Regions from separate parts of the Homo sapiens genome. Here region 1 is linked to region 2. Evidence: chromatin contacts called from ENCODE Hi-C or POLR2A ChIA-PET data. All regions are on one chromosome and are shown on one strand. Each heading gives the region's core, a stretch centred on a gene start or an enhancer-like site at or near the end of the contact. The rest is flanking DNA. Distances are from core to core; before and after follow the strand shown.

What was found. Hi-C counts contacts between places; a loop is a spot of excess contacts on that map. ChIA-PET counts read pairs that join two places held with the same protein, here RNA polymerase II (POLR2A). Pooled maps may share reads with other maps.
Region 1: a pooled map shows a loop between it and region 2 (2.0-fold over the local background). The contact joins the promoter of LINC02633 here to the enhancer-like site in region 2. A Hi-C loop is called at or near these places in 4 of 168 maps with a recorded cell type or tissue (CD4-positive, alpha-beta memory T cell, Caco-2, endothelial cell of hepatic sinusoid and 1 more) and 7 of 50 pooled maps. POLR2A ChIA-PET finds 5 or more read pairs at or near these places in 11 of 52 experiments (A549, CD4-positive, alpha-beta T cell, CD4-positive, alpha-beta memory T cell and 8 more).

Annotation. Positions count from the first base shown.
Region 1 is chr10:43,321,476-43,324,472 of GRCh38, forward strand. It overlaps LINC02633 (long intergenic non-protein coding RNA 2633), which reads left to right and starts at 1,519. Exons shown (of 2, transcript XR_945901.3): 1 at 1,519-2,225. All of the region lies in intron 2 of LOC105378271 (a long non-coding RNA gene), which reads left to right.
Region 2 is chr10:43,285,957-43,288,980 of GRCh38, forward strand. No RefSeq gene overlaps it. Among named protein-coding and RNA genes, the nearest start is that of RASGEF1A, 20 kb to the left of the region's middle. RefSeq lists an enhancer at 1-386. Within about 2 kb of position 1,520, at least 14 of the 41 ENCODE cell types and tissues checked have a DNase peak (open chromatin) inside an H3K27ac peak, as active enhancers do; they include CD4-positive, alpha-beta T cell, where a contact is called at or near this core.

The DNA.
Region 1 (2,997 bases), core at 269-2,768, 36 kb after region 2:
AGAACGGACTAATACAGCATCCAAGCATGATGTGTGTGAGGCAGTTGGCTGCTTGAGCCTGTGTCTATAAAAACAAGCTGGAGACAGTGGCTTGGGGAGTCAGCATGCAGATGAAATTTAAAAATCATGGCTCGATACCTTCATTTAAGGAGGGTGAAGAGATCAAAAGAAGGGTCCAAGGCTGGATGGAGGCTGCACCACTGCCACCACAAAGGTGAGAAAGTGAGACCCAGGGAGGCCCCCTGAGAAAGGCTGAAGACCAGGGAATGCTGTCTCAAGCCAAGTGAGGAAAGGCCTTCAAAGAGATGGTGAGGTCCACCGGAAGGCTGGGCAGGGTATGGGAGGGAGATGGCTGACCTGGAGATTCGGAGAGGGTGCAGTGACTGGTAATACTGAGGTCTAGAGTCTCATGGGTGTTCACAGTGGGACAGAGGTGTTATCATAAGGATGGCATATTATAAAGGATGCTTCCAGGTTCAAGTACAGGAAATCCTGGCCAAAGTGGCTTAAACAACAGGGTGTTGGCCAGGCATGGTGGCTCATGCCTGTAATCCCAGCACTTTGGGAGGCCAAGGCGGGCAGATCAGCTGAGGTCAGGAGTTCAAGACCAGTCTGGCCAACGCGGCAAAACCCCATCTCTACTAAAAAATACAAAAATTAGCTGGGCTTGGTGGCACGCACCTGTAATCCCAGCTACTTAGGAAGCTGAGGCAGGAGAATGATTTGAACCCGGGAGGCAAAAGTTGCAGTGAGCCGAGATCGCACCATTGCACTCCAGCCTGGACGACAGAGCAAAACTCCGTATCAAAAAAAAAAAGAAATAAATGAAGAAAAAGAAAGAAAGAGAGAGGGAGGGAGGGAAGGAAGGAAAGGAAGGAAAGGAAAGAAAGGAAAAAAAGGAAGAAAGTCATGGATGCCTCCGCAGCTCCCCACGTCATTTACCAAGGCCACTTGCCCATACCACAGACAGAGAGTCCTTGGTTTCTGGTCCTGCCAGTCAGAATTGGGCGGAACTGCCAAGTTGGCCCAACCCTACTCCAATCCCTGACAAAGGGAGCGGCCTTCAGGAGGCTCGGCTCTCTGTGCACTTTGCTCAAGATACCTGAAGAATGATTACTTTGAGGAAGAAAGGAAGACTTTTAGGAAAGAAGCGACTTTGTTTTCGCGGTCAAGGAGCGAAGGCCCCAAGAGACCAAGGTAGACGCTGAAGGAATCCGGGAAGATGACAGAAGCGGTGAAGAGACGCGAGGTGGGGCCAAAATCTTCACTAACCAACAAGGAGGGCTGCGGGGGCTTTGGAGGGCCTCTTTTCTCGCAACCGTGGCCCCTCCGCCCCTCACCTGCCCCTTGAGTGTCTGTGCAGGGGTCTCACACGCGAGCTTGGCTACTCAGACCAAGCCGGTTTACCGTCACCATGGCAACAGCGCGTCCTGGGCTGGGGCGGGGCCAGACTGCCAGTGCCTTTGTGGCGCATTAGGAGCTAAGCCAGTGATTGGCCATCTGGGCGCGGGGCGGGCTGAGTCAGTTGGAGGGGGCGGGGCTGAGGCTCCGGTGAACGCCGTAGGCCCGGGCTGGGCCGAGGGAGATGATGGATGCCGCTTCTTGCCACTCCCCGGGGGCACCACAGAGAGCGGGGAGCCTGCAGAGAGCAGGGACAGCGGCTTCAAACGCACTGTTTCCGGGCAATGTCACTAATACCAAAGTCATGCCTCCCACTGGACACTCCTGGGCTCCCATCCTTCCTACCAAGAAACTTTCTCTGTGAAACCCACGAAACAGCTAGAAATGGAGCCCAAAAGATAGCCAGGATAACAGACCACAGAGAGGATCAAGGCCCAGCAGGACCTGGCGACTCTAACGCTCTGGCACTAGGGTGTCTAGAATGGGAAGCCCCCAAGGGGCTGGAGTGGGATGGGGGTGTGATGCAGGCCGCCCACCAGGTTCCCTCCGGGCAAAGCGGCAGGGCCCCGCGCTTCCTGAGCCTTCACGGAGGTCTAGTGGTCCCTCTGCCTGAAAACCTGTCTGTTTGTCAGGAGGAGTTCGGAGCATATAATTTTGGGGAGCCATTTTCTTCTAGGGAGTTCACTTTCCTGTGCGGGGCGGCGGAGGAAGACAACACATAACTGAACGACAGATGAAGATAAATTATAAAAGAACATTGTTTAAGTGTTTAATCAGACAATGAAGAGAAACCCAAAACAATGAAACCTTTTCAAGGAAGTAAGGTACACAATAAAAAATCTCTTGGAGGAAGTATCAAAGCTTAAAGATGAGTGGAAAATCGGCTTGCTTTTTGGGGACCAAAAGAAAACAGATTTTTTGTTTGTTTGTTTTTTGAGACGGAGTCTCGCTCTGTCGCCCAGGCTGGAGTGCAGTGGCGCAATCTCGGCTCACTGCAAGCTCCGTTTCCCGGGTTCAAGCCATTGTCCTGCCTCAGCCGCCCGAGTAGCTGGAACTACAGGCGCTCGCCACCACGCCCGGCTAATTTTTTGTATTTTTAGTAGAGACGGGGTTTCACATGTTAGCCAGGATGGTCTTGATCTCCTGACCTCGTGATCCACCCGCCTCGGCCTTCCAAAGTGCTGGGATTGCAGGTGTGAGCCACCGCACCCGGACTTTTTTTTCTTAACACAGAGTCTTGCTCTATCGCCCAGGCTGGAGTGTAGTGGCTCGATTCTGGCTCACTGCAACCTCCAGTTCCCAGGTTCAAGTAATTCTAGTGCCTCAGCCTCCCAAGTAGATGAGATTACAGGCATGTGCCACCGCGCCCAGCTAATTTTTGTATTTTTAGTAGAGACGAAGTTTCTCCATGTTGACCAAGTTGGTCTTGAACTCCTGGCCTCAAGTGATCCATCTGCCTCAGCCTCCCAAAGTGATGGGATTACAGGTGTGAACCACTGCTCCCAGCCGAATTTTTAAAATATACTTGAAAGCTGGTTATCTATGAGCTGATGGCAAGTTTTTTTTTTTTTTTTTAAAGACAGAGTGTCACTCTGT
Region 2 (3,024 bases), core at 270-2,769:
CTTCTGCCTGGGCTTGGATGGGTCATTGTCAGGCCCCCAGCCATTCTGCCAAGAGAACTGGGGTTGGGGGAGGCTTCCTATGGTGACCCCAGGAAAGGAGCCACAGCTGGCCCTGGGGGTGGCCCCTAAACCCCTGCCTGGGCTAAGGGATGGGAGAGTAAGCTTCTGCCTCATCCCAGGGCAGAGGGTGGCTTTGCTCAGGGAGCATCCTGCAGCTGGGCTACTGCTCCTAATTTTCACGCCTTGTGTGACCCCACCCTCGCCAGCCCTCCTTGAGGGCAGTGGGGCAGCTGAGCCTCTCCCCCATGCTCTGGGGCTGGTTTGGTGGAGGGGACCACACCAAGGGGCTGTGGATGCTGAAGCGAACTCCCAACTCTACTTGCAGCATAGCTGACACCGCGTGATGAAGCCAAGAGCGCAAACTGAGGCCTGGTCAAGCTGGGGAGAGGGCACAGGAGACAGAAAAGGATTCTTTCAGAGGGAGTGGGAGCGGGACAGGGAAAGAGGAAACAGAAGCGGATGTGGAGAAAGAATAATCCCGCCCCACCGAGGACTGTGGGGTGCTATGGGCTGCTCCACAGGGTGCATGTCTGTGCACGTGTCTGCGAGGGCACCTGTCGGTGTCTGGCGTGTGTACCCAGAGTGCAAAGGTGGCATACTCAGGCGCACTCGGGCACCCCCTGCAAGACAGCAGAGCTTGTTGGAATCTCTGGAACCCAGAGCGGGGAGGTGCTTGGCCTTCTTTGCTCCGGTGAGTCCCCACAGACCCTACAGGCCTGTGGCACAGGCACTGACCAACCAGGCCACAGGGAGTTGATGAGACCCTGTGACACCTGAATGCACCTCAGTGCACAGGTGCCTCCCAAGCATGCCCTGTGTTCATTCCCATGTTGGCCTTTCAGAGAGGAATGTTCTACCCATTTTACAGAGGACAGGGGGAGACCAGTGAGATCAGTTTTCTAGTCCCGTATTGCCACAAATGGGAGGCTGAGCCAGGAGGATCCCTTGAGCCCAGAGGTTCGAAACCAGCCTGGGCAACATAGGGAGACTCTGTCTCTACAAAAAATTAAAAAGTAGCCTGGTGTGATGGTGCATACCTGTAGTCCCAGCTACACAGGAAACTGAGACAGGAGGATCACTTGAGCTCGGGGAGTCGAGGCTGTAGTGAGCTGTGTTCACACCACTGCACTTCAGCCTGGGTGACAGAGCGAGACCCTGTCTCCAAACAAAAACAGTAACAACGAAAAGAGACTCCTGGGCTGTGCTGCAGGCTCTGGGAGGAAGCAGCAGAGGGGCCTGGGCTCCGAGGGCTTTGAGACCCTGGAGAGGACCTGGGAGTCAACACCTGTCCTCCTCCTTCACTTGCTCCAGGACAGGGTGGAAGTGTAGGCATTTGGGCTTCAGAGGCCAGGCGGAGTCTGGAGCAACCCCAGGCAGCAGAGTGGCCCCACTCCAGGAAACTCCTCCAGGTGAGCCCACAACTGACCACAAGGCTTGCCCTGCCCCCATGTGCCTTGGGCAGAAGAAACAGAACAGTCACACCGGTAAACAGGAAGTGGAAGGGCGAGGAGGAGCCCAGTCGTGAGTCACTGTAATTTAAACACCCAAGGCAGACAAGTAGCACAAAAGAGGAAACCAACACATCTCATGGAAAACACATTCAGGGACCCAGAGCTAATACAACAAACAGAATAAGACTTTAGAATAAGTATAATTAATATCCACAGAGAGATGTGCGTAAATAGGAAGCCAGAACATATTCCACTGCAAATCTTGACAGCATCCAGATTGGAAAGGAAGAGGTAAAACTCTCTGTTTGCAGATGATGAAATCTTGAATATAAAAAGTACTAAGGAACACACACACACACACACACTCACAGCTAATAGCAAGTTCAGCAAGGCTGTAAGGTGCAAGGTGAATATGCAAAAATCGGTCATATTCTATACACTAGCAATGAACAAACTGAAAATCAAATTAAGAAAACAATATAATTTGGAGGGACACCATAACAAAATGCCACCAATTGGGTAGCTTATGGGTAGCTTACAAATATATTGTCTCATAGCTCTGGAGGCCAGAGGTCCAAAACCAAGGTGATGCAGGGTTGGTTCCCTCACAGAAGGCCGTAGGGGAAAGCTCTGTCCCAAGCCTCTATCCTTATTTCTGATAGCTCCTTGGCTTGCGGCAGCAAAACCCCAGGCTCCACATGCAGTTCTCCCTGTGTGCCTGAGCCTGTGTCTGTGTCCAAATTTCCCTTTTAATAAGGACACCAGTTACATTGGATTAGGGCCCACCTTGTTCCAGGGTGACCTCATTCTAAGTCAATTATTTGCATCTGTAGTTACCCTATTTCCGAATAGGGTCACATTCTAAAGTACTAGGAAGTGAGACTTCAGCATATGAATTTTGGGGAGATATAGTTCAACCCATAACAAATTCTGTTCACAAGGGCATCAGAAAGAATAAAATATTGACCGGGCACTGTGACTCCCAGCACTTTGGGAGGCCAAGGCAGGAGGATGGCTTGAGGCCAGGAGTTTGAGACCAGCCTGGGCAATATAGCAAGACTCTATCTCTACAAAAAATATATACATAATTAGCTTCTCAGGAGGCTGAAGCAGGAGGCTCACTTAAGCCCAGGAGGTTAAGGCTGCAGTGATCCGTGTTGGCACCACTGCACTCCAGCCTGGGCAACACAGAAAGACCCTGTCTCAAAAAAATTAAAAGACTGAAAATTTATGAATAAATTTAACAAAAGAAGTGCAAAACTTGTACACTGAAAACTATAAACACAGTTGGGAGAAATTAAAGAACACTTAAATAAATGGAAAGACATCCACATTCATGGATTGGGAGACTTAATATGGTTAAGACGGCAATACTTCTTAAAGATCTCTGGGTTCACAGAATCCATATCAGAATCCCAGGTGAATTCTCTGCAGAAAGTTACAAGCTGTTCTGAAAATTCATATGAAAATTCAAGGAACCCAGGATAGTTAAAAAAATCTTCAAAAAGAAGAA